Regions from separate parts of the Homo sapiens genome. Here region 2 is linked to region 1. Evidence: chromatin loops called from intact Hi-C (ENCODE). Cell type or tissue: dorsolateral prefrontal cortex. All regions are shown on one strand. Each heading gives the region's core, and the rest is flanking DNA. Links, peaks and the distances in the headings are about the cores only.

Region 1 (15,126 bases), core at 5,999-8,498:
GCCATGGCCATGTTGCTACCCTGGGGCCATTTACCTCTCATATGTGGCTCTGCTGACCACATGTTCCTGGGTTTGGTTCACTGGCTGTGGGTGCAGACATCAGAATGGATGGGGTGGAGGCACCTAAAGGTGGGACTCAGCTGCAGAGGTGAGCTTTCTCCTTACTCAGCATCCTCCCATCCTGGCTGGGTGAAATGTGCGTGTGTATGTGTGCATAGGTCCACAGTTGTGCATGTATGCCTGTGGATCTGTGTCTGTAAGTGAATGTGGGCTTGTGTTTGTATGTGTGTTGTATATGTGTGTCTGTGTCTGTGAGTGTGTAGGTGCCCATTTGTCTGTGCATATGTACATGTGTGTTTGCCACTGTGTGTGCGTGAGTGTGTGTGCCTATGTCTGAGTGCATATGTGCTGGGGGGGCTCTGTTGAATCAGCACTGGCGCTGGGCAGGTGGCACTCCTAGGCAGGCTGTGGCCTCCCTACAGTGGCATAAACACTGGTCCCAGCTTCCCCCTCAAGCAGGGTGGTCCAGCCTATGGCCCTGTGGCTGGTAGAGAGGGGTGGGAGGGGGCAGGGGGTTTGCCCTTGGGCTACCTTGATACCCCTCATGCCTCAAGTGCCCTGTCATGTGCCCCATAAGGCTGGGGTCTGTTCTGGGGTCTCTCTATGCCTCACTTTCCTCCTCTGGCCTGGGGCCTGATCTCTGAGGTCTCCTCAAGGTGGCAGGAGGAGCCACCACTACATTCTCAGTCCATGCTGAATCAGAGGGTCAGTGGGGTAGTCCAGGGGCAGAGTTCAGCTTCAGCACCCCAGGCAGGGCCAGGCAGTCCCCTTGAAACTGCAAAACCTAACACAGAAGGTCCAGTGACATTGCAGGAACAAGGTTCTGATGGGCCCTTGACACTCACAGCTTTAGGGCAGAGTTTGGGGATCTAGAACTTGAGCACAAGGGACAGAGGATTATCGGAGCTGGGCCCGCGATGGTCCCAGAACAAAGCGTCCCTCCGCTGCTCGGATGTTCCTGCATGGATGCTCATGGCTCTTGTTAGCCTGCCGCACCCTGCATCTTCTCTTCCAGACATCATCCCCAGGGATCCTGGGGTTACCACTGGGACATGAATGAGATGGCATGGAGTAGCGGTGCCAGGAAGGCCAGAAATTCAGGCCGAGATAGAAAGAAGTCAGGTGGGATCTTGAAGAAGTCAGGCATTGGATGAAAATTTTGCCAGGCCACAAGAAGGAAGGAAATCAGTGCAGCTGTGGGAAAGTGGACTGTAGTGCTCAAAGCACTCAGTGGCAGAGAGTCTTATGGAAAGCTGATGGAGGCCTTAAGAGAGGTCGGGGGTGACGGAATGTATGGAACAGGGGAGGAGGGGCCAAAAAAAGTTGGCAGCAGTGTGACAGGAGCTCCTTGTGTTGCATAAGGGGGTGTTTGGGGTGTCCTCCGTGGTCGGTCCTGGGGCCATGGGTAGTAGTGAGAGTTGTGGGGTCAGGGAGAGGGCGGGCCTGCCTGGGAACAGGGGAAATGCTGATCCAGTCACCTCAGAGCACAGCAGGAAAGCCCGGATCTTGAACCTGGTGACCCACCACAGAAGTGGTTCCCTGGGGTTCTCCCAAGTTCCTTCCAACCAGCCCCAGTCCCTCCCTCACCCACTTTTGGGGGTTATTTGTTCCCTGCCCTCCCAAAGCCACACAATCCTGGTTTGCCCAAACGCTGACAGAGCACAACTGGAATGTGGCATGTGTGTGTGAGTGTGTGCACACGATACTCCCCCAGGCCGGATCACCCAGCGGGCCCCTCCAGTCTCAGCAGCCAGGGCCCGGGGCCTCTTGGACAGAGAAGGCCCTCGAAGGTCAGGTCTGGGCAGGGTTCCTGCCTGCACCCTCCTCTCCACTGCCTGAGGACTCCTGAGGTTCCACCATTTTTTTCCATTCTCCACCTCCACCTCTGGTCTATGGGCTTGGGTACCTCACATATCTACCAAGGCCGTGGCCATGGGGCCATCAGAACCTTTCTGGAGGGCTAGTTGGGGTGGAATGTGGCAGCTGGAAGACTCAGACTCCAGACTCTGCACTTCCAGGTGCCCCTTGGGCAAGTTCAGGTCTTGGCAGCTTCCTGATTTTTCTACTTTGGTCCAGCTAAACATGAGTATGCCCTTTACCTTACCACACCTATGCCCTGGGGCTGGAAGCCTTGGTCTTCCCTCCCCTCAACACCTCTGCCATCATACCCTGCTCCTGGTCTCCTTACCTCTCTCCCGTGGTAGGCTTGGAAGCATTTAAAGGTGCTCTAGAATGTCATCGTCAGCTCCTGAGCTAACTGGGAGAGGTGGTGAGCCCTCTGTTCTGAGGAATATGCAAGCAGAGGGGAACCAATCCGAGCCAGAAAGGCTGCAGAAGGGGCTCTTACCCTGGTGGAGATTGGAAGCACTTGGGCATTTCCAAGCCCTAAGGCCCAACTTATCACAATACCCAAGAAAGTTTTGAAAAAATGTCCTATCTTGTATATTTTCCAGAAGCCCAATCTATGCATCTTCAATGCCTGTCTTTCTTCCAAGATTGCATCCTGCCTACTTTCTTTTGCCTTGAGAATATCCCTCTGTTTACAGAAACAATAACGACGGTAGCTGTTGTTTTCCATATCTCTACTTGGCAAAATAAGAGCTTACCTTACAAGTCAGTTTTTAAGTTTTGAAGAAATTTCACGGTTTGTTGTAGTCAGCATTTCCCAAAACCCCTGGATAGAGACCCTTGAATGGAGCAGATCTTTGCCAGGCCCAAGGCTCATTTGAATCAGCTTATTCATCCATTCATCCATCCATTCTCCCTCCTTTCATCCCTCCCTCCCTCCCTCCCTCCCTCCATCCATCCATCATGTAATTTTCAGGTGCTAACTGTGCCGACCTGTGATAAGTAACAGAGGCCCAGCCTTGCCACTGGGATGGAGTGGGGAATGGGAACTTGGCAGGGAGGTGCTGATGAGCCTGTGGGACAACCAGGTGCTGTGAGGTCAGGGCTAGGGGGTGGTGGGGCACAAGGGAGAAGATGCCTCAGCTCTTTGTTGGAGTATCTGGGATCCTGAGATTCTGAGTGTCCCCAAACCTCTGGATGTCCATACCTGTTTTCACCTCTGGGGCCTGCAGCTGGAGGTGGGGAAGCTCATGGCAGTGACCTCTCATCCATAGCTGCAGCACAAGGTGTGGGATGGTGGCTGCTGTGGCAGGAAGGCAAATGTTCAATGGCTTCTAGCCCCGGGAAAGGTGGATGGATCTTGAGGCTGAGGGATGAGAGGGGAAGCAAGGTTTCCCTCTGTATGGCCCAGGCTCAGTGGGGGGCCCTGGGCTGGGAGCTCTGGGAGGGTGACATGGCCGGATCCCAAGCTCTAGGCTGGGACAGCTCTATTGCTGGAAAGGGGCCTGCTCTGAGGGCTGACTCAGGCTCTGTGCAGTCCGTCTTCAAGAGGGGGCCTTTCTCATAGTGATGGAGTCCTTGGGGTGTTTCACAGAGTAGAGCTGGACGTATGGGAGGGCTCTCGGCTCCCAGGCTTGCAGTGGACTCCAAGAACCCTCCAGGGCCACATTACAGAGTCACCTTTACCCTCCTGGGCACTCGAGAATGCTACCATCAAGCCCCAGGCCTGAGTGGGCATGCCCAGTGATAGGGTGAGTGTGGGCAAGACAGCCTGAGTGCTGACAGGGACAGGGACATCCAGACTCAGTTTCCAGGCCCCCGGGTTGCCTGCCCCACTTGGACCCCTCCCCCATTTTCTCCTGGGGCCAAAGTCCCTCCTCCAACCTCTTTTCCAGGGCAAGTCTGACTAAGCTGCTGCTTGCTTAAATGCAACAGGGATCTTAGCCCTTGCTAAGGAAGCTCTGCATGGGCAGCTCTCAGATGTAGGGGAGAAATCTGTCTAGGGCCTCCCCGTTTCTCTGAAATTGAGTCTCCAGAACTGTTTCTCCCCTGGCTGGCCCCTTGGTGGTTCACTAGGCTGACCCTGGCCCTGCTATTTTCTAGGGATGGGCCTTGCCCTCTGTAAGGCCACTGACTCAGTGAGGGCTCAGTTTGCCAGGGGCCTGAGCAGGGCAGGGACTTTGATAATTCTTCTAGCACCTGCTCCAGTGGGGGAGGCAGGGGTTGTGTTTGTGTTATGAAGGGACCACTGTGGTCACCTGTGTGGAGGGTGGAACAGAGTGGGTGCAGAGAGGCAAGAAGACAGTGTTATGGGAGGGTGACTGCGGCACTTAGGGGAGGATAAGTTCAGGTGCAGACTGTTGGGGAAGAGCCCTGCAGGTCTCCCTGGGGTGCTACCCTATCCATCTCTGGCCTTAATTCTCCTCCTGTGCCGGGCTGGAGGTGTTGGAGACTCTGGTGTTCTGAGCCCTAGAGAGGCCCCTTCTGGACTCTGAGCTTCGGGCTGGGGGCGGTTGGGGGAGGCGACAGCTGCTTTGAAATGTGGAGAATAATAAAGTGAGGAATGTCTGAGCTCAGGGGAAAAAAAAAACCCTGCTCGCCAGGCCTCCCACCCAGCCGAGCATAATGAATTAAGTATAGGCAGGCACGTTTCATGTGGGGGTGTGGGTTGGGGGAAGCAAGAAGGCCCCAAATGAGAAACAGGGTCCTGGGCAGGCTGCCGGGAGCTGGGGGTTCTGGGCATCTGACCCGACCCCTGGGGATGCCCTCACTCCCCAGAAGCTTCCCCTCCACCTTCCCTTGGTCTGTATGGGTGAATGGGTGAAATGTGTCCCAACCCTATGTTGACATCTGACCTCAGGCTGCACGCTGGTGCTAACCCTGTCCCCAAAAGGCCAGAAATAGGAGAAGGTGTGGTTGACTCGGAGGGATCATCTCTTCATTCTCACCCTTCTACATGCATTTATTGAACACCGATGGCATGCCTTCTCCATGCTGGATGATGGAGTCAACGCTGCCCCCTGTTGGACTGACTGAACCTGCAGTCCTGCCCATCAGCCTCTGGGGAGCAAGCCCTGAGGCTTTGGAATGCGTCCTGCTTCCAGTCTCCCAGCCCTCCACTTCCTCTGGCCAGTTCCTCACATATCCCCTCTGCTCCATGTGAGGTCATCCTCCCTTCCCACCCTTCTGTCCTTGGCACCAGCTCAGCCTCCCTGCCCCAATCTCCCTGGGGCTTGGACATCAGTGGCTTCCAGGCCCATGCTTTCAGGTTGTTACTCATGCTGTTTCCTTTTGCTTATCTGCCTGGTGGACCTCATTCATTGAACGCCAAGACTGCTTTATAAAAGACCACACCGGCCAGGCGCGGTGGCTCATGCCTGTAATCTCAGCACTTTGGGAGGCCGAGGCAGGCAGATCACTTGAGGTCAGGAGTTCAAGACCAGCCTGGCCAACAATGCAAAACCCTGTCTCTACTAAAAATAGAAAAATTAGCTGGACGTGGTGGTGCGTGCCTGTAATCCCAGCTATGCAGGAGGCTGAGGCAGGAGAATTGCTTGAACCCCAGAGGCGGATGTTGCGGTGAGCTGAGATCAAGACACTGCACTCCAGCCTAGGTGACAGGGTGAGTGAGACTCCATCTCCAAAAAAAAAAAAAAGACCTCCCCTTCCCAGAGTGGCCCAGGGAATAGTAGGTAAGTAACTGAGCCATCAGCGAAAGGGCAAATTCTCAGCCAGGGAGCCGGAGAGTGGTGGAGGCAGGTAGTAGGGCTGTTCCTTGGGCTCTCCAGCAGGGATTCTTGCCTCCCAGCCTCTGCCGGGTTGGGGCAAGACTCCCACTTTATTTTTAAGAAGTCTGGCCTGGAACTTGGAGCTCCTTGAAATATTCTCCCCTACAGTCCCTTCTCTCCCCCACCCACTTTAATGAAAACCATTGTTTTTCAAGCACATGTTAATTAAAAAGCAAACATGCTTTGCTAAGTAATTTGGAAGCTCTGGTTCTGCAAACCATAGCCATTCCAGTTAAATAACATCCCTCACCCAGCTTGCCCCAGTGTTTTGGGAGCTGAAGACCCCCGTGGGTACTGCAGATGCACTTTACAGTTTAGGCACCCTGTGGTGGAGTGGTCAGGATAGGGTGTCCTCTCTATCTCACAGGTGGGGACATGGAGGACCCAAGCTCCTGGCAAGTTCAGCCCCACCAGCCCTCTGCAATCCTGTGCTTTGGGCCCAGGGGAAATAGCTGGTAAGGAGGGGTGAAAGACTCATGTGTGCCATCCTGCAGGCAAGGTCACTGTCTCAGAGCCATGGCCCAGCTGTAGGGTGAAGGGAGGAGGATGGGAGCATGACAGCCCTGTGAGCCCAGGCGGGAAGGCTGGCAGGTGCTGCATGGCCTGGGCTACCTCCCATAGTTCCCAGTGCAGCTGGGTGACATCTACCCGAAGCTGGGATAGTAGGTCCCTGAGGCGAGTGCCCAAGGTGAGGACTGGCCTGATGGGTGGAGGGAACCTTGGATGCTCCGAAGCACCCACTCCAGCCCAGCTCCCCCCCCGGTGTCTGGTGATCAATATCACTACAGTGCCCATATCCCCACCTTGGCTCCGGTCCTTGGGAGTGCTGGGGTTCTGAGGCCCTTCACACAGGGCGGTACCCTCAGGGCCCATCACAAGGTGCTGGGGCCGCTAAGGTTCAAGGTTCAGTGACCTCCAGCCTTCCTGTTCCCAGCCCCTGGCAGAGGGAAGGGGCATCTCACCAAGAAGCCTTTTCAAGCCTTGCCACTGCCTCACAGCCTGCTGGTGGGCTCTCCCAACTAGGATTCCAAGAGCAGGAGTGCTTTCCTTGGGTGTGCTTCCAGGTGTGAGCCTGTGTCCAGGTATGTGTTCCTGTTTCCGTGTGGGCTGTGAGTGTCTCTGTTAGCCAATACCCTGGTGTGAGGGGTTCCTTTCTCCTTCCTGAAGGAGAAGATGCCTGGGCTCCTTGGGGGGAGTGTGAGGGGGGCAGTGACCAGGAAAAGTATGTGTGTGTCTGGGGAGGTGGGCCCTGGGCCCTGCCAGACACCTGGGCTGGTTGGTCCAGAGCTTCTGCATCCACTCAGGGACACAGGCCCCGGGTGGGAGCCAAGCCCCAGTTTGTGCACTGGCCAGCCCTCCTTGTCCTCTGCCCTCAGCTGCTGATTTTTGTAAAACGAGGAGTGTGTGTTGGGAGGTGTGCAACTTATCACACGCACAGTGTTTTCCCTTCGGGACACACACACCCTCGCAAGCCACCACACACGGTGACACCAGCGACGCATGCTGGTGGCCGGCTCCCAGGGCTCAGCCTCCCTCGGCGACGCGCCAGTGATACACACTCCCGCCTCTCCCACTCCCACCCACATCCCGGGAGGAGCGGCCGCTCCTCTGTGCTCCTCCGGCCCGGCCCTCGGCGCGGCGTTTCTGTGTTCTGTTCCCTTCACAGCCGCGTGGAAACCGCAGCGGGGCGGGCCGGGATGAGCTCACGCCGCCGCCCGCCAGGCCGCCAACCCTAACTCGCTCCAGATGCAGGGCGGCCTGTGCTGGCGCGGAGAGTGGCGGGGTGGGCCGGGGCCTGGGCCGGGGCCGGGGGAGGCATGGCCCACTCGCGCCCCCTGCAGGGGAGGCCTCCGCAGATCTCCTGGAGGCGGGGGCTGCAGGCTCTGGGCACAGGGGCGCGGGTGGCGGCTGCCTACCCCGGAAGAGGAGGGACTTATCGCCATGAGCCTGCTTTTTCTCAGGCCTTGCCCACTGCCTGAGATTTGTCCCCGGGCCGGGGTGGGGGGTGCAGCTGTGGAGGTCACAGTCCACAACCCCTCCCTGGTCGGCGCAGCCTCGAGGTGTTGTGGGACCATCCCCTCCCGGGCCGGTGCCCGCCCCTCACACAGGCTGCCTTTGCTAGCCCCCACCCGCGACTGCCGGACTGGGGCTGTCCCCTCCACTTCCTCTCCCCGCAGCTCCCGGGACACCCTGACCAGGTACTGCAGCTCAAGCCTCCCGCCTCAGGGCCCTGGCCAGGCCCTGCCCACTCTTGTTCCTTTTGGAACAAACACTCCAGTTTCTACTGGGAAAGCAGCGGGGGCCTGACCACCGCCTGTTTTTAATAAGGAGCTGGTATTTCCCCGAAATCGCCAGCTGTGGCTGACCTCATGGGGATGACGGCTGGCCCTGGGCCAGGGGGCAGGAGCCGGCTCCCGTGTGAGCCCCTGGCCTGCAGACAGACGCGCAGGGAGGAGGCGCTGGCTTCTCGTCCCATCTCAGCCGTTGGCTCATCCAAAACTCTGTCTATCTGTTTGACTGCTGTGTTGTGTACCCTGGGTCGATACCCTGCCAGCCCCCGCACCCCAGCCCTGCCCAGGGCCCTGGGTTCAAGCCCCGCTTTACTCCTGCCTCGTGTGATCTTGGCAAATTGCTTAACCTCTCGCCACTCATTTCCTCCACTGTAGGGTTGAGACTGTTGTGGGGATTAGAGAGGGAACACTGTGGGGAGGGTCGGTGGATTCCAGGAACGTTTCTAGACGGCAGGGGGAGGGGGGTCTCAGGAGCTGAGGCGCCAGAGATCAGGCCCTGGGCTTCCTGGGTGGGGCATTGTGGGAGGAGGGGGAGCTTGGGAAATTGTCAGCCTTGGGGGAGACAGGGACAGCACAGAGGTTCCAGCAGAATGAGAGTGCTTCGTAAGGGATCAGCACGGTGGGGGGTCGGGGGGAGGCTGTGGGCACCAAAAGGTTGGGGAGGGTGTCAGCAAAGGCTTTCTAGAGGATGGGCGCTTAGGTGGAATGTGGCGGCGTTGGTGGGGTGGGGGGTCTCAGGGTGGGAGCAGAATCCTAAGGCAACAGCCTGGACGCTGGAACAAGTGAAGGGGTGGAATGGGGGGAACAGAATGGAGGAGAGTAGAAGCAGGCAGTCGGGTTCAGGATATCTTAGGGGGACTCTGCCTGAGGCACTGTGGAGAGTCCAGAAGTCCCATCTGTAATTGAGGGACAAAGATTGAGGGAACCAGAGGGGGACACAGGCTCCAGTAGCAGAGAGGGAGACCAGCAGCCCCAGAAGGAGCAGGGAAACCAGGAGAGGAGATGCAGTAGACAGGGAGGCAGGCGGCTGGATACAGATAGTGGCTGGGAGATTTTGCTTGCTCTGGTGCCTGCACCTTTCAGATGCTTGAGGCTCCTCGTGAAGGTAACAACTATAACTACAATAAGGAATAAGGGTGACTAATATTTATTGAGCACTTAGTGTGTGCTAGGCAGTGCACTAAGCACTTACAGGTATCAATGTGTTCTATCTCCACTTCATTTCTATTTATTTATTTCTTTATTTTTCCTAACTGCTAGGCTATATAGGATCTATTTATTTATTAATTCACTCACTGATTCATTCATTCATTTAACAGATGTTTATCGAGTGCCAGACATGTTTCAGGTGCTGGGAATACAGCAATAAGCAAGACAGACAAAAAAATCTGCCCACATAAAGTTTACAAGAGGAAGAATTTATGAAAGAGGAAGATACCCAATGTATTAGGTTGGTGCAAAAGTAATTGCGATTTTCACCATTGAAAGTAGTCGTAAAAATCTTTGCCCCAGAAAACGTAATATGTGTGAGAAAAATACATAGTATGTTAGACTGTGCGAAGTACTATGGGAAAAATTAAAGGAGGATAAGGAGGATTTGGAAGGATGGGGGACACAGTTTTTGAGGGTGTCCTAGGAAGGCCTCATTGAGGAGGCAATATTTGAGTATAGACCACATCTGGCCGCCTCTTGTTAGCCCATGAGCTGAGAATGGTTGTTACAGAACATTTGCAGCTGGGTCTGGTGGCTTATGCCTGTAATCTCAATACTTTGGGAGGCTGAGGCAGGAAGATTGCTTGAGCCTAGGAGTTCGAGATCAGCCTGGGCAACATAGCAAAACCCCACCTCTACAAAAATTAAATAAATAAATAAATAAATAAATAAATAAATAAATAAATAAATAAAATTAGCCAGGTAGGGCCAGTTCCTCCTGGATGCCAAGAGGAGGATTTGTTTCCTTGATTTTTATAGATTCTAGAGGTCACCAGCATTCCTTAGCTTCTGGTCCCCTTCTTCCATCTTCAAAGCCGCAATGTTACATCTCTCTGACCCTTTGGTAGTCCTATCTCCCTGTGAAACATTCTCCACTTTTGGGTACTCATGTGATTAGACTGGGCTTTTCCAGATAATCCAGGATAATATCCCCATTTCAAGGTCCTGAACCTGAATCACATCTATAAATTTCCTTTTACAACGTAAAGTAACATATTCACAGATTTTGGGTACACGAACACGTATCTGTTTGAATCCCTGCTTTCACTTCTTTTGGGTATATACCTAGAAGCAGAATTACTGGATGATATGGTAATTCTATGTTTAACTTTTTGAGGAATTGTCATACTGTTTTCCACAGTCACTGCACCATTTGACATTCCTACCAGCAAGGCACGACATTCCAATTTCTTCATGTCCTCTCCAATACATGTTATTTTCTGTTCTGCTCGTTTCTTTTTAATTAACCATCTTGGTGGGTATGAAGTGTTATCTCACTTTAGTTTTAATTTGCATTACCCTAATGATTGAGTGTCTCAATGTTGAGCATCTTTTCATGTGCTTACTGGCCATTATTTATATTCTTTGGAGAAGAGGTTTATTTACAAATTTATTTGCCCATTTAAAATAGAATTGTCCTTTTGTTTTTGAGTTGTAGGAGTTCTTTATATATTCTGGATATTAATCCCTTATCAGGTATATGATTTGAAAATATTTTCTCCCATTCTGTGGGGTATCTTTTTACTCTCTTGATAGTGTCCTTCATAGCACAAAGGCTACCAATTTTTATTAAGTCCAGTTTGTCTACTTTTTTCTTTTGTGGCAGTGCTTTTGGTGTCATATCCAAGAAATCATTGCCAAATCCAATATCATGAAGATATTCTCCTATGTTTTCTTCTAAGAGTTTTATAGTTTAACTCGTACATGGGGCTTTTGATACATTTTGGGTTAATTTTTGTATATGATGTAAGGTAAAGTTCTACCTTTATTCTTTTGCTTGTGGATATCCATTTTTCCCAGAACTATTTTTTGGAAAGACTGTCCTTTCTCCATTGAATGCTCTTGGCATCCTTGTTGAAAATCATTTGACCATATATGAGAGGGTTTATTTCTGGGTTCTCTATTCCATTGGTCTGTATGTCTGTCATTATGCCAATACCATGCTGTTTTAATTAATATAGCTTTATAGTAAATTTTCAAATCAGAAAGTGTGAGTCTTCCAATTTTGTTCTCTTTTTCAAGATTGTTTTAGCTATTTGGGGTGCTTCAGATTCCAAATGAATTTTAGGACGGTTTTTCTATATCTGCCAAAAAAAGTCATTGGGGTTTTGATAGGGATTGAATTGAGTTAATTTGGATAATTATTGTCACCTTAATAATATTAAGTCTTCCAATCCACGAATATGGAATATCTTTCCATTTATTTAAGTATTCTTTAATTTCATCAAGCAGTGTTGTACAGTTTTCAGTATGCAGGTATTTCACATCTTTGGTTAAATTTATTCCCAAGTGTTTTATTCTTTTTGATGCTATTGTAAATGGGATTGTTTTCTTAATTTCCTTTTTGATCATTCACAGTTATAGAAATGCAACTAATTTTTATAAGTTGATTTTGTATCCTTCAACTTTTCTGAATTTGTTTATTATCTCTAACAGGCTTTTGTGGGAGTTTTAGGGTGGAGTCTTTGGGGTTTTCTAAATATAGGATCATGGCACCTGCAAACAGAGATAATTTTACTTCTTCTTTTCCAATTTGGATGCCTTTTGTTTCTTTTTCTTGTCTAATTGCTCTGGCCAGAACTTCCAATACAATGTTGAATAGAAGTGGTGAAAGTAAGCATCCTTGTCTTGTTCCTGATCTTGAGAGAAAAGCTTTTAGTCTTAAATCATTGAGCATGATGTTAGATGGTGGTTTTTCGTATGTGGTCTTTATTACATTGGAGAAGTTTCCTTCTATTCCTAGTTTATTGAGTGTTTTTATCGTGAGAGGGTGTTGAATTTTGTCAAATGCTTTTCTGTATCAATTGAGATCATCAAGTGATTTTTTCCCCTTCATTATATTAATGTGGCATATTACATTGATTGATTTTTGTATATTGAATCATCCTTGCTTTTGGGGAATAAATTCCACTTGATTAGCTGGGCATGGTGGCCCATGCCTGCAACCCCAGCACTTTGGGAGGCCAAGGCAGGAGGATCACTTGAGTCCAGGAATTCAAGACCAGCCTGGACAATACAGTGAGAGCCCATCTCTAGTTTCATTAAAAGAAAAATTCCACTTGCCATTGGGTATAATCCTTTTAATATGCTGCTAAATTCATTTTGCTAGTATGTGACTGAGGAGTTTTGCATCAATGTTCATAAGGAATATGCACCTGTAGTTTTTTCTTATAATGTATTTGTCTAGCTTTAGTAATAGACTAGTGCTGGCCTTATAGAATGAGTTAGGAAATGTTTCCCCCTCTTGAATTGTTTGAAAGAGTTTGAGAAGAGTTGGTATTAATTCTTTAAATGTTTGATAGAATTCACCAGTGAAGCCATCTGATCCACAGTTTTTCTTTGTTGGGAGATTTTTGATTACTAATTCAGTCTCCTTACTAGTTATAGGTCTACTCAGATTTTCTATTTTTTCAAGGTTCAATCTTGGTAGATTGTGTATTTCTAGGAATTCGTCCATTTCTTTTAGGTTATTCAGTTTATTGGTGTACAGTGTTCATAGTATTCTATTTTAATTCTTTTTATTTCTGTAAAATCAGTAGTAATGTCTCACTTTCATCATCTTCATTTTAAAAACATGGACTTGCTGGATATAACATTCTGGATTGAACATTTTTCTTTCAGTCCTTCAAGTAAGTTGTCACACTATCTTCAGCCCTCCATTTTATTCTGGTAAAAACTCAGGTATAATCTTATTATGGTTCCCTTGTATGTGATGAGTCATTTTTCTCTTACTGCTGTCAACATGTTCTCTTTATCTTTGGCTTCCAACATTTTGACTCTGATGTGTGGGTATAGGTCTCTTTGAGTTTATTCTACTTGGAGTTCATTAAGCTTGTTCGATGTGTAGCTTAATGTTTTTCATAAAATCTGGGAAGTTTCTAGCCATTATTTCTTCAAATATTTTTCTGTTCCTTTCTCTCTCCTTCTGGTACTGCCATTATGTTTATGTTTGTGTGCTTAATGGTGTTCCACATTTCTCTGAGGCTCTATTCATTTTCTCCTTTCTTCCTTCCTTTCTCCCTCCTTCCCTCCCTCCCTTCCTTCTTTCCTTCCTTCCTTCCGTCCTTCCTCCCTCCCTTCCTCCCTCCCTTCCTTCCTTCCTTCTTTCTTTCTCAGAGACAGGGCCTTGCTCTGTCACCCAGGCTGGAGTGTAGGGGCATGATCATAGCTCACTGTAACCTTAAACTCCTGGGCTTCAGTGATACTCCCTCCTCAGCCTCCAGAGCACCTAGGACTACAGACATATGCCGCCATACTTGGCTAATTAAAAAAATTTTTTTTTGTGGCTGGGCACGGCAGCTCACGCCTGTAATCCCAGCACTTTGTGAGGCCGAGGCAGGCAGATCACGAGGTCAGGAGATTGAGACCATCCTGGCTAACACAGTGAAACCCCGTCTCTACTAAAAATACAAAAAAATTAGCTGGGCATGGTGGCGGGCACCAGTAGTCCCAGCTACTCGGGAGGCTGAGGCAGGAGAATGGCATGAACCCGGGAGGCGGAGTTTGCAGTGAGCTGAGATCATGCCATTGCACTTCAGCCTGGGCAACAGAGCGAGACTCCGTCTAAAAAAAAAAAAAATTTTTTTTTTTTAAAAGATAAGGTATTGCTATGTTGCCCAGGCTTGTCTGAAACTCCTGGTCTCAAGCAATCCTCCTGCCTCAGCCTCCCAAAGTGTTGGGGTTGCACGCATGAGCCATCATGCTCAGCCTCTGTTCATCTTTCTACATTGAGGTTTTGTTTTTGTTTCTTCATATTGTAAAATCTCTGATGACTTATCTTCAAGTTTACTGATCCAAATCAAATCCACTGTTGAGGCCATCTCATGAATTTTTCATTTTAGTTATTGTGCTTCTTCACTTGATTCCATTTGGTTCTTTTAAATATTGTCTATTTTATAAATCACCATTATTATACCTTCCTTTAATTTTAAAACATGCTTTTCTTTAGTCCTTTGAAGATACTTCAAATAGTCATTTTGAAGTCTTTGTCTACTATGCCAAAGATAGGGGGCCCTTCAAAGATAATTTCTATTACCTTGCTTTTTTCTCCTGTGAAGTGACCAAACTTTCCTGTTTCTTTGCCTGTTCTGTAATTTTTCCATTTCGAAGAAGACATCTTAGATGATATACTGTAGCAAGCCCAGGCACTGATTCCTGCCTTTTGCTGGCCCCAACCTGTTTTGTTGTTTGTTTGGTCTTTTGTTTGTTTAGTGACTTGGGTGAGATAATTATGTGAAGCCATTTTCCCTCTCAATTTTCATGCATCACTTATTTGTTGGTGGTTGTAGGTAAGCTCCTTTAGTCAGTTTTACTTCCACTATTTACCACTGGATGTGTGTGTGGCTGGGAGACTGCTTCACAGTTTAGAGAATTTACTATTTCCCCCCATGTTCAGCCAGAGAGGCAGAGGCTGCAGTGAGCTAAGATTGCACCACTGCACTCCAACCTGGGCAACAGATGGAGACCCTGTCTTAAAAAAGTAAAAATAAAAAATAAAAAAAGAAAAGATGAAGTGCACAAAATATCATTACAGCTCACCATTAACAGAAAATGTGCAATTGATTTTGACAATAGAGAACACTAACTTGAACCCCAATAAGTAAAATGTTATACTCCCCTCAAAACAATTTTATTCCTCTCATTAGTAGATCTGAATCAGCGAATATTGTATGCAATTAGTATTATGACAATAATTTTGTGGGAAAATTGTCTTGTTGCTATATAAGAACCTACATAATATCCTCAGTTTTGCCTCATGGTCTGCAAATCCTAAAATGTTTCCTATCTGGCCCTTTGCAGAAAACGTTTGTTGACCTATGAACTAGAGTCTACAGATATATCCATCATAGTGTTTTCAACTCCCCGTGTAATAGTTCCAAAATCCATGTCACAGCTGAGTCTGGTTTTGTTGATTGGTTTGTCTCTTG
Region 2 (15,126 bases), core at 8,798-11,297, 63 kb before region 1:
TGCACCCAGCCGGCCAGCCACTTCTGTTTCTAGTTTCATGGTGGAATAGTTACCTGATCTGATCCTCTCTATGCAAACAGCTAAAAATACTAGGTAAATAAAGAATAGCAACAAATATTTTAAAAATACAGCAATGAGCTGGCAAGAAAATAAGGAATACTTTGGCAGAATGTAAAAGAGGTAGCAGAATGCCAAAGTCTGACCTTTGCCTTGAGGGTATTTGACAAACCAGGTGAAACTGAACATTGTTTTTTGGGGTTCTCGATGCGTGGGCTCAAGACAAACCAAAACCTTTGCAAAATGAGGGCCCTAATAGAACTCTCTGTAAAGCTGGGGCCCCAAAGGGTGACACCCTCTGTGAACTAATAGCAAATCTGCCCTCCTGGCATCCCATACAAAAGTTAAACCTTGCCACTTACTGGACTGAAAAAAAGGTCTTCCTTGAGAACTGAGCCAACCTTCATGTGGGTTTTTGTACATGAGAATCCAAGAATTTAAGTGGTCCCACTGGTCCCAGAATGTTGGAAGTCTCAAACACTTGATAGAAGAAAATGTAGATCCTACCTGGACAAAGCTTTATTCATATCAGCTCTCAAAGAATTCTCCCTGATAAAGTTTCAAGACATATGAGAATCTTAGGGCCTACTCAGTGACCCTGGATGGACAATGACCCTCAAGGATCATCCCCAAACATGACCTGGGCCACTTCATGATGTACTGCCTCACCGCTGCTGAGTATGATGGGCACAGCACCTGTCCCTCCCCACAGTGCGACTAGGAGTCTGGCCCCATGTAGGACGATAGCTTGCTGGGAAATGAGCATCAAAGGAAGGGAGCAATACATTTTGAGCCAAGAGCTTTAAGTTATTTTTAAAATAGAAAAGAGAAACGAACAGGTTGCAGAAAAGCTCATCAGACACACAAGGTAACAGAGCCTCAGGTGCAAAATAACCAACATCGAAAATCACATGGTAGAACCAGACTTATGAAGACTTCAGACATCAGAATTATCAGCCATGGAATTTAGGTATGTTTAAAAATTACTTAAGAACTAAAAGATGTGAACATAGGAGCAGATTTGCAAAAGAACCAAACCAGTATTCTGGAAATAAAAAATACAGTAGTCTGGCCCCCACCCCTGGCATCTCCAATTTCCCTTTCTGTGGTTTCAGCTACCTGTGGTCAACCATGTCCGAAACTATCACATGCAATAAGATACTTTGAGAGAGACCACATTCACATAACTTTTATTACTGTGTATTGTTATAATTGTTTTCTCATTAGTTATTGTTAATTTGTTACTGTGCCTAATTTATAAATTAAACTTTATCATAGGTATGTATGTAAAGGGGAAACACAGCATATATAGGGTTCAGTACTCGCCACCATTTCGGGCATCCACTGGGGTTGGAGGTCTTGGAACATCCCCCCATAGATAAGGAGTGACTATATAGCACTATAGTGTATTATGGCAATTAAAAACCTTGTATCTGTGAATTAGACAAAGGTGAAGAGACAATTAGTGAATGGGAAGCTAGATCTGAAGTTTTCCAAAATGCAGCCCAGCAAGATAAACAGTGATAATGTAAAGCAAGTGGCTGAGAGACATGGAGAGTAGAATGAAGAGATCCAACGTAAAGTGACGGAGTTCCAGGTGGGAAAAAAAAAAAATGAAAATGAGGCAGAAGCAATATTTAAAAACTGGCTGAGAACTTTCCAGAAAAAATCACCAATTCACAGATTCAAGAAGACCAGTAAGTCTCAGGCAGGTTAATAGGAAGAACTATACATCCAAATGTTCTGTTTCTTCATCTGGGTGATGATTAGGTATTTTTACTTTATGAATATTCATTGAACTGTATACATGTTTTATGCCCTTTTTGTATGTTTATTCTAAGTAAGCAAATTTACTTAAAAAAATTCTACACTTTTTATTAATCATCAGTTGCTACACATAAATTACCCAAAACTCGGGGGCTTAAAATAACAAACACTTATTACCTCAGTTTCTGTGGGCCAGGAATCAGGAGTGGCTTAGCTGGGTAAGTCTAGCTTGGGGTCAGTTGTGAAGCTGCACTCATCTGAAGGCTGGACTGGGGCTGGAGGATCTGTTTCCAAGATGACTCATGGGGCTGTTGATTGGTGGCCCCTGTGTCTTGCCACATGGACCTCTCCATCGGCCTGTGTGTTCTCAAGACATGGCAGGTGGCTTTCCCAGAGTGGCAGTCTAAGAAAGAAGGCAGGAGGGAGCGTTGTGGGGCTTTCTTATGATCTGGGCTTGGAAGTGATATTCTGCTACATTCTGTTTGTTAGAAGCAAGTCACTACGCCCAGTCGACACTTAGAAGAATTAGCTTCCACTTCCTGAAGGGAGGACTGTGTAAGAATTTGTGGACTTATTTAAAAACTACCACATACCTAATCACATTGTAATAACATTAAAGAGCACAAAGACCAAGAAAATACCTTAAAATCAGAGAGAAAGGACATACTACCTTTTGAGGAGCAACATAGCAGCAGATATCTCAGCTATAACCAGTGTAAACAGGAATGAAAGAAAGTTGTCATCCTAGAATTGCATACTCAGGGAAAATATGAGACGTGTTTTTTGTTTTTTTGCAGAGATGGGGTCTCACTATTTTGCCCAGGCTGATCTTGAACTCCTGAACTCAAGTGATCTGCCCACCTTGGCCTCCCAAAGTGCTGGGATTACAGGCCTGAGCCACCGCACCTGGCCTAAGATGTTTTTAGACCAACGAAGTCAGGGATTCTGTCACCAGCAGACTCTCACTAAATGAAAATCTATTTTGGGGTAATGAAAATGTTCTAAAAGTGATTGTGGTTGCACAAATCTGTGAATATGCTGAATATGCCAAGAGCCATTGAATTGTACACTTTAATGGGTGGGCTGTATATGTATAAAGTTGTTTTTTAAAAATGAAATAAGCATTCTCCTTTTAAAAAAATCATAAAGGATATTTTCAGACTGAGGGGCACAATCCCAGATGGAAAGTCCAGAGAAAGGAAGTATAAATGTAAATAAGCACTGACCTTGTAAAACAAAAATGTGTTGTGGGGTAAAGCAGGGGCTATTTAGAATACATAACAACAATGGTATGTAAGTTCAGAGGTAGGAGGTGGTTGGGGTTACAGTCCTTGAAGACGCTCACTTAGGAAGAGGGATAAGACTAGGAAACAGGCCTCTTGACATTTCTGGGGTAACCTGAAAAGAGTAGAAACAGAGTGTACCACTTTCAGAGGAGATGAGAGAGGAAAAAAAAAAAAAAAAACCAGAATGGGAAAAAAGTAACTATCCAAAAGAAAGCAGAGAGAAAAGGTGGATTGAGTAGTTGAATCCAGATATATCAGTAATAGCAAGGTATTAGACTGCTTTTCTTTCTTTTTTTTTTTCCTTTAAACTCAGTTTGCTGAGTTTAAAAAAACCTGAAGCCGACTGGGTGCAGTGGCTCATGCCTGTAATCCCAGCACTTGAGAAGGCTGAATTTGCTCGAGTCTCAGGCAGATTGCTTGAGCCCAGGAGTTCAAGACCAGTCTGGGCAAAATGGTGAAACTCCGTCTTCTACAAAAATAAAAAATAAAAAAATTAGCCAGGCGGGGTGGTGCCTGCCTGTAGTCGCAGCTACTTGGGAGGCTGAGGTGGGAGATCATGTGAGCCTGGGAGTTCTGAGCGACAGAGTGAGACCCTGCCTCATAAATTAATAGAAACAAAGATTAATGGGACTAGAAAAGCTCTATCAAGCACAGGATCAACAAAAGAAAGTGGAGGTGGCAGGAGTGAGGCCAGGCAAGGGAGACTTTCAGAAGTGTCATTAGCTACACCACTGTACTGTGGAGCAGTGGGACCTCTCACCCACAGCCATAAGAGTGTGAAATGTGTAACCACGTTGGGAAAGTTGAACATGTGCACGCTGGGACCCATCAGTTGCGCTCTTAGTGCACTAGAAAACTTGCACATGTACACCAGGAGACAGGGACAGAAATGCTTGTAGAAGCATTGTTTGTAATAGCACGGGCACATGTGTGCACACACACACTAAATCAAAGCCAGAATGTGGTAATAATAAGTTGTCATTCTGAAAGTGTGATGTTCCATAGCTGTGAGAAGAGCTACAGTCATGTGCAACAAATGGATAGATGTTGAAAGAAGCAAGTCACGGAAGAAATAGAGTATGAGCCATTTGTGTGACGTTCCAAACAGGCGGAGTGAGACAATGTAAGGACACACGCAGGTGGTAAGGCCAGGGCAGAAGAGCAAGGTGGTGATCGTCAACTTCAGGCTTGTAGTTAGCTCTGGAGTGGGGCCCTTTGAGATAATGGCAAAGTGTTTTTCTTGGCTTGAGTGATGGGAATTTATTCTCTATATGTATTTATTTTTATACAACTTGCTGTATATGCTGTATTTCAACACACAGGCTTATTTTTTTTTCTATCTATCTATCTATCTATCTATCTATCTATCTATCTATCTATCTATCATCTATCTATCTTTATTTAGAGATGGATTCTCTGTCACCCAGGCTGGAGTGCAGTGGCACGATCTCAGCTCACTGCAACCTTCGCCTCCCGGGCTCAAGCAGCTCTCCAACCTCAGCCTCTCAAGTAGCTGGGACTGTGGCTGTGTGCTACCGTGCCTAATTTTTTTTTTTTTTTTGTGATGAAGTCTTGCTCTGTCGGCACGCTGGAGTGCAGTGGTGCGGTCTTGGCTCACTGCAACCTCCGCCTCCTGGGTTCAAGAGATTCTCCTGCCTCAGACTCCTGAGTAGCTGGGACTATGGGCACACGCCACCATGCCCAGCTAATTTTTGTATTTTTAGTAGAGAGGGGGTTTCATCATGTTGCCCAGGATGGTCTGTATCTCTTGACCTCGTGATCCGCCCGCCTCGGCCTCCCAAAGTGCTGGGATTACAGGCGTGAGCCCGCGCCATTTTTTAAATATTTTTAGTAGAGACAGGGTTTCACCATTTTGGCCAGGCTGGTCTCAAACTGACCTCAAGCGATCCTCCCGCCTCACCCTCCCAAAGTGCTCAGATTATAGGCATGAGCCACCGTGCCCAGCCTATTTTTTCTTTTTTTTTAAGAGCAGTTTTACTACATCTGCAGTTTGACTCCAGTGTTCTAGATGAGAACATCGAAGCTAAAGGGAAAAAATAACAACAGGCTACATGTAAAAATTTTAAGAGATTACCTACAAAGGAATTAGTTTCGCTTTTCATCAACAATAGATACCAGAAGACAGTTTTCCTAAGTGCTCAGGAAACAAATGTCAAGTCTGCTCAGTTACCATAAGTAGGGGCATGACAGACGTTTCCAAGCTTATGACACTAAGTGTTTACCATGTACTGATCTTTGCTGAAAGAACTAAAGGATGGGATGCTGAGCAAAAACCAGTCCGGGAGCGGGGAGTGGATATGGGAATCGGGACTGTTTGGCAGTCACCCACGACTGGGCTTAAGCAAGAAGGGGTTTTATTGTCTTGTGTTAAGTCCAAGGTGGTACCATGGCTCCCTGAGGCCACCAGGGATGTGAGTCCCTTCTGTCTCCCCAGTTGCCATCCTCATCTCCTCATGGGAGCTTCTGCCCCATCACAGATTCGAGGTACCGTTAGGAGGAGAAGGGCGAAGGGCAGGCCAGCTGAGGAAACCCTGGCTCCAACCCTGTCCACAGACCTGTCTTCACTTCGCATTGGCCATGACTGTGTCAGCAGCCGTGAAGGCACCGGATATGGGTGTTTTAAGCTGGGCACTTTGCCAATGAATTGAGACTGTCTGAGGAAGGTAGAAGATCCTGGGAATGCAGCCAGCAGTGAGCTACAGGGTGCAGGGAAGAGTGGTGTGCAAAGAGACTGGCAAACGCTGGAAAGACGGATACCATTGATGAGCCTCTAGGAAGACTGACAGAAAAGAGAAGTCAAATTACGAATATCAGCAATGAAATAAGGGCATCATACTCCACAGACATCAGAAGGACAGGAAGAGGACACTGTCAATAACTGTACCCACATCAATTCCACAGGTTGTTCAAAGGGGCCAGTTTTTTGAAAAGCACAAATACCACACCTCAGCCAAGATGAAATAGATAATTTAAATAGCTCTATAACTATTAAGGAAATTGAATTTATTATTTTAAAGCCTTGAAAAACCTCCAAGCCCAGGTGTTTCAATGGAGTATTGATAGGTTTAATGTAACTATTACCAAAAGCCCAGTTATTTTTTTTCTGGATATAAAGATTATTCTAAAATGTATATGGAAAGGCAAAGGAACTGGAATAGCTGAACAATTTTTAACTAGAAGAAAAAAGCGTAAGGAATACTACTCATTTCACTACCTATTGTGGGCTTACTTTACAGTAATAGCAGTCAAGATTGTGGTGTTGGTGGAAAAAGAGGCAGATCAACAAGACAATACACAAGCACAGCCAACTTTTTTTTTTTTGTTTGTTTGTTTGTTTGAGACACAGGGCACAGGGTCTTGCTCTACTCTACCCAGGTTGGAGTGCAGTGGGGAGATCTCAGCTCTCTGCAGCCTCAACCTCCCGGACTCAAGCGATCCTCCCACCTCAGCCTCCTGAGTAGCTGGGACTACAGGTGTGTACCATCACACCTGGCTACTTTTTGTATTTTCGGTAGAGATGGGGTTTCGCCTTGTTGCCCAGGCTGACCAACTGATTTTTGACAAAGGTGCAAAACAAATTGATTGGAGGAAGGACAGTCTTCAACAAATGGTGCTGGAGCAAAGGGAAATTCATAGGCAAAAAAGCAAACAAAAAAACCCAAGCCTGAACCTCAGATCTTATACAAAATTAACTCAAACTGTACTGTGGACTTAAATGTAAAATGTAAAACTATGCAATTTTAGAAGTAAACGAGAAAACCTTCAGGACCTACAGCTCAGTCAAGAGTTCTTGGACCTGAGATCAAAAGCACAATCCATAAAGAAAAAAATTGATAAATTTGACTTAAAAGTTTTTGCTCCAACGAAGACCCTGTTAAGAGAATGAAAAGCTACAAACAAAATATTTGCAAATCAAATAAAGAAGGACTTATATCAAGAATACATAAAGAACTCCCAAACTCAACGGTAAGACAAAACAAAACAAACAAAAAAACAATTAGAAAGTGGGCAAAAGACATAAAGAAATATTTCACTGAAGAGGATATACAGATGGTAAAGATGTTCAACATTACGAGCCATTACGGATATACCAGTAAAGATCACAATATCTTTTTTTTTTTGAGACGGAGTCTCGCTCTGTCGCCCAGGCTGGAGTGCAATGGCGCGATCTCGGCTCACTGCAAGCTCCGCCTCCTGGTTCACGCCATTCTCCTGGTTCACGCCATTCTCCTGCCTCAGCCTCCTGAGTAGCTGGGACTACAGCCGCCTGCCACCACGCCCGGCTAATTTTTTGTATTTTTAGTAGAGATGGGGTTTCACCGTTAGCCAGGATGGTCTCGATCTCCTGACCTCGTGATCCACCTGCCTTGGTCTCCCAAAGTGCTGGGATTACAGGCGTAAGCCACCGCGCCTGGCCCACAATATCTTTACACACGTATTCGAACAAATAAAAATAGTGATAAACGCTGACAAGAAAGTGGAAAAATTGAATCTCATACATTGTAGGTGGGAATGTATAATGGAACACCCACTCTGGAAAATAGTTTGTCCATTTCTTTAAAAACTTTACGTACACTTATCATATAGCCCAGTAGTCATGCTCCTGGGCATTTATCCCAGAGAAATAAAAACGAATGTTTACACAAAAATGCATATACAGATGTTCATAGCAGCTTTATTTGTAGGTTGCCAAAGGCTAGGGAAAAGGTCTTGTCAATAGGGGACAGGTTAAGCTCGGGTTCATCCGTACCATGGAATGCAACTCAGCAATAAAACAGGACCAAGGACTGACACCTGCCACAGCTTGGATGGATCTCAAGGGCATTATGGTGAGTGAAAACAGTAGGTATCAAATGGTCACATACTGTATGGTTCCACTTCTGTAACATTCTGACAGTGACAGAATTATAGAGATGGGGAACAGATTAGTGGTTGCCAGGGGTTAGCGATGGTGGGGACAGGTGACTCTAAAGGGGGTGGCTCCAAGGAGATCTCTGGAATGGTTGTGATGGAATACCTCTGTGTATCTTGATTGTGGTGGTGGTTACCTGTATCTATGCACCCGATGAAATGGAATAGAACTATACACACTGCACCAATGTCAGATTCCTGGTTTCGATATTGTACTGCAGCTATGGAAAATGTAACCAGGTGGAAACTGGGTGAATGTTACACAGGACTTCTCTGTACTTTTAAACTTCCTATCGGCTGGGTGCAGTGGCTCATGCCTGTAATCCCAGCAATTTACGAGGCTGAGGTGGGCGGATCACCTGAGGTCGGAAGTTCAAGACCAGCCCGGCCCACATGGTGAAACCCCATCTCTACTAAAAAAAACAAAAATTAGCTGGACATGGTGGCGCACGCCTGTAATCCCAGCTAGTTGGGAGGCTGAGGCCCGAGAATCACTTTAATCCTGATGGCAGAGGTTGCAGTGAGCCGAGATCGTGCCCCTGCACTCCAGCCTGGGCAACAGAGTAAGACTCTGTATAAAAACAAAAACAAAAACAAAAACAAAAACAAAACTTCCTATGAATCCGTATTTCAAAATAAAAAGGTTTAAAAAATACAGGTGGTGAGCAAAGAAACTGGTAAAACATGTTACTAAAATGTGTGTTTCTTTAAAGTATGCTTTCTCCATTTAAAACAAACATTCTGGGGTGTGGACTACAGTCTTCATCCAGGTGAGGATAGTTCAGAGTTAGTCTCAGTGATTCATAGTCCCCTGAAAATTTGGTAAAGAAAAAAAAAGTCTCAGCCCTAGCCTTGGTTGGAGGGCTAGGTGGGGAGGGTGCCCTGAGGCCCTGGCAGCCCCTTTGTCGTAAGCCCTTCAGGCTTAAGATGGGCCAGCGAGGGCCAGGGGCCAGTGTCCAGCACTGTGGATGGAGCCCTGGTGTGCCTGCCACTGCCTGGTCCATCACTGCCCAGGCACTTCTCCAGGACAGCCCTGACCAACCTCGCAGTGTTCAGGTCCCTTCATCTTGGGGTTCTCTAGGACACCCAGCCTCTTCATCTTGGGAGAGGTGTCAGGCCTGGGATATTTTCCACAGCAGCACGGATGCTCCTTCCCTAGAAGAGGACAGGAGACCAGAGACCCAGGCGCAGGGCCTCTCGGTTCTGACTCTTGCTGGGGAGGCAGCAAGAGGGCTGGGAGGAAGTCCCACCTGGGCTTGCAGAGTCAGGGACCAGGCAGGTCACCAGCCAGGACAGGGCCTTGTAACCACAGTGAGGAACTATGGGCTTGGGATCAGAGATAGGCACAACCCCTGAAGTCACAAGGGAAAACTACTGTCCAGCCTCAAGCCCAAGCCCCTCACTGCCTTGGAGGCTTCAACATGTGAGATGCCCGCTCACCTTCAGGCGGCCTCTCCATGGGGCTCTGAGCTGGGCCCAGGGCTTGCTACAGCGCTGCCCACCCCCAGGAGCCTGGGGAGTGGGCCATTAGTGTAGCATGCTTCCCGAGGACCCATGTCATGCTGGGCACTGTATCCGGGGATGCAGCTGTGACTGACGATGGTTCTGCCTTCGAGGAGCTGACCTTCCAGGTGGTCTCCAGATCTGTGCTGGGATCCAAGCCCCTTCCCTCAGACCAGTTGAAAGGCCTTGCTTCCCCATAACTGTCTGGCTGGGAACCACGTGGGGCCCTCAGAGTCCACTCAGACGCGGATGAGCAACTCCATGCAGCTGTTGACTTTTATTTCCCCATGTCCTCCCATGGCCACTGGGGGGCAGCAGGAGATCCCCGATGGGGTCCCTGACAGGGCGCGTTGGTCCAAACAGCTCCTGCCAGCAGCGGGTCTTCTGTAAAGCAGGTCACCCCACCGCATGACGCACGCCTATCCTTTCCTGTGGGGTTTATGTCATTTGTAAGTGACTGCTCATCAGAGACGATCCAGAGAGTGGGGTCCAGTCAGCCTGAGACCCAGAACAGCAGGGGCCGTGTCCTGGCAGATGAGGTTCCAAGGCACTGCCGGGTGTGTGAGGTCCGGGTGGGGTATCGAGTGCCCGCCCAGCCCTGCCAGGTCAGCACAGCCTCTCCCCTCCTTGAACTGTGGGTGCGTCTGCATGTGCAGAGGGTGTGTGTGGGCAGAATGCCTGTAGCCTGGCTGGGAAAGGGCACCCCTGGAGGGTCAGGTCCTCTTGGCCCCTGGGCCAGGCCTGAGCTGGCATCCCCTGAATCTCCTGAACATCTGCTGCTCGGAGCCAAGGAAGCTCTCAAGATGCCCAGTGTTGACCCAGGGACCATCCATCCAGGTGGTGGGGGCATGCATGGGTAGCAGTGGGCACCCCACAGAGTGAGGGGGTGCTGTCGCATGCTGGAGCTCCTTTCTCCCTGGGCTCAGGCCTGCCCCCAGGGGCTCTGGCAGCTGTGGGCTGGGCAGGGGTGTCTGGGCTGAGTTTCCCAGCCAGCCTGCCCCTTCTGTATCTATTTACTGGTTTTCTTTAAATGTTCCCATTACTCAGGACTCCAGTGGGCACTGAGACAGAAATAAATCCCGCAAGGCGGCCCAGCCAGAAGCCGGGAATCCAATTCCCCCTCAAAGACCGGAAGAGGCCCCTGGGCAGAGCATGCCAGTCCGCTGTGGCCCACACACTCCACACAGCCACAAATATGGCCACTCCCCTGCACACACACGTGCACATCCATGCCTTTACACACGTGTTCCCCCACGCAGACTCTTCACACACGCACGCGCACATGCAGGCATTCACACGCACCGCACACACTCAGGTTTGCCTCATACACAGAGTTGCTTTGCACATGCACACACACATTCACACACATGCACACACACCCCACTCATGCACGTATTCCCTGACAGCCAGGCTCACACGTAGTTGTGACCACACACTGGGTTCACAAACTCAGCCATCCTCAAGACACTGCTGGGCGAGACAAGTGGGCGAGGCTATGGAGGGTGCACGGAGGAGGGCAGCCCTGCACAGTTCGGGAGGAGCGTGGCCTCAGGGGAACGCAGGCCCAGGGCTGCCAGGGCTTCTGAATTTTTAAGAGAAGTTGGAAAGCTGAATTTTTATGTGAAATATCCTGATTTTTAAATGTTGGCTCAGGATGTTGAAAATACTGTAGGTGCCAAACCAAACATGTCTATGAGCCAAATTCCACCCACAGGCGGCGTTCTTAGACCACGAGTCCACACACACACAAATAGACACACACACACAGAGACATACACACATAAACACACAGACACATACAAATAGACACACATACACACGTAGAGACATACACAAATAGACACACACAGAGAGACATACACAAATACACAGACACACACAAATAGACACACACAGAGACATACACACAAATAGACACATACAAATAGACACACACAAATACACATAGACAACAAATACACATGCAAATAGACATACACACACATAAATACACACACAGACATACACAAATAGACATATACAGACACACATATTTACACAAATACACAAATACACATACACAGACATACACAATACATATAAATACACACAGATAGACATACGTACACCAGCACAGAAACATAGACACATACACACACACACATACACATAACAGACAGATATACAAATAGACACAGATACACACACACAAATAGACACACATACAGAAATACACAAATAGACATACAAATGCACACACACACACAAATACACACATAGACACACTGGTACACAAACCTACAACCACACACGCATAGACATGCCAGAAGACACAGACACATACAAATGGACATACAGGCATATCCAGACACACACACATAGAAACACACATGGCCACACACACACACACACACACACAGGTACACAAGCACAGACACACATAGATAGGCACATGGACACTCGTGTACACAAACACAAAGAAATACACAAGCAGCACGCGCATACAAACGCTCGCACATGGAGAATGACACCCAACACGCCCCACTGTCTTGCTGATGTATGGATATGAGTTTGTTGTGGACAGGTTGTCTGACTGTGGCCTCCGGGCAAGCGCCAGTGTCCGGGCCATGCCAAGGCTGCTCCTGCCCTGCCTGTTAAAAACGCTGGAGCAAGAAGAATCCACCCTCACCTGGCCTCCATTGCCTGCATGCCCGTGGCACTGAAGAGGGAAGGAGCCGGTCATACACACAAGTACACAGACACATACAAATAGACACACACAAATACACATAGACAACAAATACACATGCAAATAGACATACACACAGACACACACATATAAATACACACACAGACATACACAAATAGACATATTTGAGGCTAAGGGGGAGGTCCTTAGGCTGTCACGCCTGCCTGAGGGAAGGATAGGGGTCCTGTCCCTATCCTTGTTGAGGAGCGAGGTAGGATCCTGAGTCCACTCAGGTCATGAAGCCTGAGCAGGGGCTTGACCTGTGAAGAGAAGTTGAGGCTCAGAGAGGGAAGGTGGCTTGCCCAGAGCCACACAGCACACACCTGGAGCCAGCCAGGGCTCAGGCCCCTGCCTAGCTCTGGAGTAACTTCCTCCTCTGTCCCTCCCAGCCAGTGGGACCAGTCCCTCAGGCAAGGTTTGTTTCAGTTGGCCATGGCAGCCTTGGGCTGGGATCATTCTCCTGGAGTTGGCTGAGGAGGAACCAGGGACAGAGAGTTGTACCCCCTCACCCCAGCCCCCCGCAACGGGTCCCTGCAGCCAGACAGCTCTTCCAGGAATCCACGCAGAGACAATGCACTCTCAGATCCCCAGGATGGGTCCATGTCCCCTCAGACCCCCAGAGCAGGGCTGTGTCCTCCCAGATCCCAGGGAGGGAGGGGCAGGGTCATGTCCCTCTTGAACCTCCAGAGAACTCAGCCCCCTTTCCTGTCTGTCCACACCCCCTCTGGCCACCTCCCAGGGTGAGGGCTGAAGATTGTGGCCCCTCAGAGCCTGCCCACTCCAGGCACTTGGGGCCCAGCTCAGTCCTTGCTCTCGACAGGGACTGGCAGGTGGTGGGTGGCAGAGCTCGACCCTATTCTGAGCTGGGAGCTTTGCATCCACTCAGCTTCCCCTTGAGGCTAGGCCTGTGTTCCAGGGCTGGACGAGCACCCCCGGGAGGTCCATTCCTTCCAAGGGCCTTCAGCGATTCTTCTCGCAGCCTGGGCTGAGGGAGACAGGCCAGCGAGGGATGGGGCCGTCCACGTGCTCAAGACAGGTGGGAGCAGAAACTGGCCACTGTACTGGCCTGCCTTGGAGTCTGGGGCAGCCTGCAAGGTGCCGGATCCCATAGCCAAGTGGGCTGAGGATTTGGGGTCTCTAGGTGCCCTCCACCCTGCTGACCACCCCGCCCAGCTCTGCTAATGTTTACGTGTTCCCTGTGGCTTGGCTTTGCTGTGGGGCCTTGAAGGGAGAAGTGACCACCTGGATCCAGCCCCTGCTCAAGGCAAACAGGGTCCTGCCTGCCTGCCAGGCCTGCTGAGGGCTCCACTTCCACTGCCAATACCTGGATGGCCCAGGTGGGGCTCTGAGGCCTCTCTGAGTGGAGGCCAGCCCTGGCCTGGGGGCTCCTAGTCTAAGGGAAGAGAACTGGTCCTAGCCTAGGGGACTTGGACTGAGGTGAGAGGTCCAGTTCTGTCTTGGACATCCAGACTGAGGGGAAAAATGGTGCCTAGTCTAAAGGGGGAGGCCTGGCACTGCCCTGGGTGCAGATATCCTCAGGGCAGGGCAGTCCTCCTCTTAGAGGCATCCAGCTGGTGTGGGATGCCCGGCCCTGGCCTGGGGACACCAAACCTGAGATGGGGGTACCCAGTATGTCCTGGGGGCATTAGTTCAAAGGGGAAGGACAGCCCTATCTGGAGGGGAGTTCCATCTAAAGGGAAGATGGAGACAAGTCTAATGGGGGTGACAGCCCTGTCTTGGGGTGACCCAGTAGGGCAGAGGAGAGGCGCACCTCTGCCCTGGGGGGCACCCTGCCTGAGACAGAGGCTCAGCCCTGACCTTGGGGTACTCAGACTGAGTGGGGAGACACAGCCCTGTCCTGGGGTGTGGGTGGGGATTGGGGCTCCCTGGTTGTAGGAAGAGACCAAACCCTGTCCTAGAGGGAATCCAATCTGAGAGGAGAGGCCCACCTCCACCTGGGGGGGCACCCAGTCTGAGGGGGAAGCCACAGCCCTGTTGCGGGGTGCCCAGTCTGAATGCTTCTAGGTGAGTGGGCCTCATTGGCTTATTACTTCAGAAACCTCAGTTCAGACCCTAGAGAGTGGCATCGGACATCCCTGGGGAGGAGGATGAGGGTCTGCCCTGCTGAGGTCTCCTTCCCCCAGCTAACTCTTGCTGCCCTCCCTGTCACCATCTCCCTGCGAGGCCACCCGCCTCCTGCCAGGCCACCTCTTCTCCAACCCCTGTGCAGCCTCCTCTCGTCTCCACATTGCTGTGGGGACTTTTTAAACATTCAGACCTTGTTGCTCTCCCTCTTGAACTTCCAGTGGCTCCCAGCCTGGCTCTGCAGCCCTTCAAGACTGGCCTATGCCTCCCTCAACCATTGCATGGAGCTCCACGGGTGCACCAGGCCCTTGGACAGCCTTTGGTCCTGTCCGTCATCTGGAAGGGCAGGCAGGGCTGGGTGTGGGGCTGCTCAGCAGGCACCCACACCTCCTAACGCCCACCTGAGTTTTTTGTCTTGGGCCTCCTGACCCCTCCCCTATGCCCTATGGGGTGTGTGTGGGCTGCTGGAGATGAGGTGCACTCCTGGATGCCGAGTCCGTGGAGAAGAGTAAGACGGGCTGAGCGGGAGATGGGAAGGCAGGGCAGGGCTCGTGCGGGGCTGTCTTTAGGCTGGAGCAAGAGCAAGAAGCTCGTTCAGGCCAGAGCCCGGGGTGGGCATGCTGTAGGGTCAGTCCTCAGGGTGTCGGGCTGAGGGGCTCTGTGCCACTCTGGGGCCCACGAATGGCCCAAGGTGGGAGAGGGCACGGTCCGGGGGGGTGAGTAAGGTGGTAGGTGGGTGTCAGGTGAGGACACTTAGTGACTGTCCCA

The links. A loop is a pair of places that touch in the nucleus more often than their neighbours do. Peaks named below come from ENCODE experiments on the same cell type or tissue, not always from the same donor. Only the 100,000 strongest peaks of a DNase experiment are listed, where the experiment ranks them.
Region 2: a loop joins it to region 1, with 2.4 times the contacts of the local background. A loop is called at or near these places in 20 of 110 quality-filtered maps.

The regions. Positions count from the first base shown.
Region 1 is chr3:46,838,449-46,853,574 of GRCh38, reverse strand. No RefSeq gene overlaps it. Among named protein-coding and RNA genes, the nearest start is that of MYL3, 17 kb to the left of the region's middle. RefSeq lists enhancers at 4,055-4,882, 6,583-7,316 and silencers at 7,409-7,688, 7,739-7,838. In dorsolateral prefrontal cortex, for the core only: a CTCF peak has its summit at 7,552 (motif pointing left); DNase peaks (open chromatin) are centred at 7,324 and 7,534; H3K4me3 peaks cover 1,726 bases; H3K27ac peaks cover 1,711 bases.
Region 2 is chr3:46,904,450-46,919,575 of GRCh38, reverse strand. It overlaps the pseudogene BLVRBP1. Among named protein-coding and RNA genes, the nearest start is that of PTH1R, 34 kb to the right of the region's middle. RefSeq lists enhancers at 9,663-9,957, 9,942-10,517. In dorsolateral prefrontal cortex, for the core only: CTCF peaks have their summits at 9,655, 9,856 (motif pointing right) and 11,210; a DNase peak (open chromatin) is centred at 9,855; H3K4me3 peaks cover 617 bases.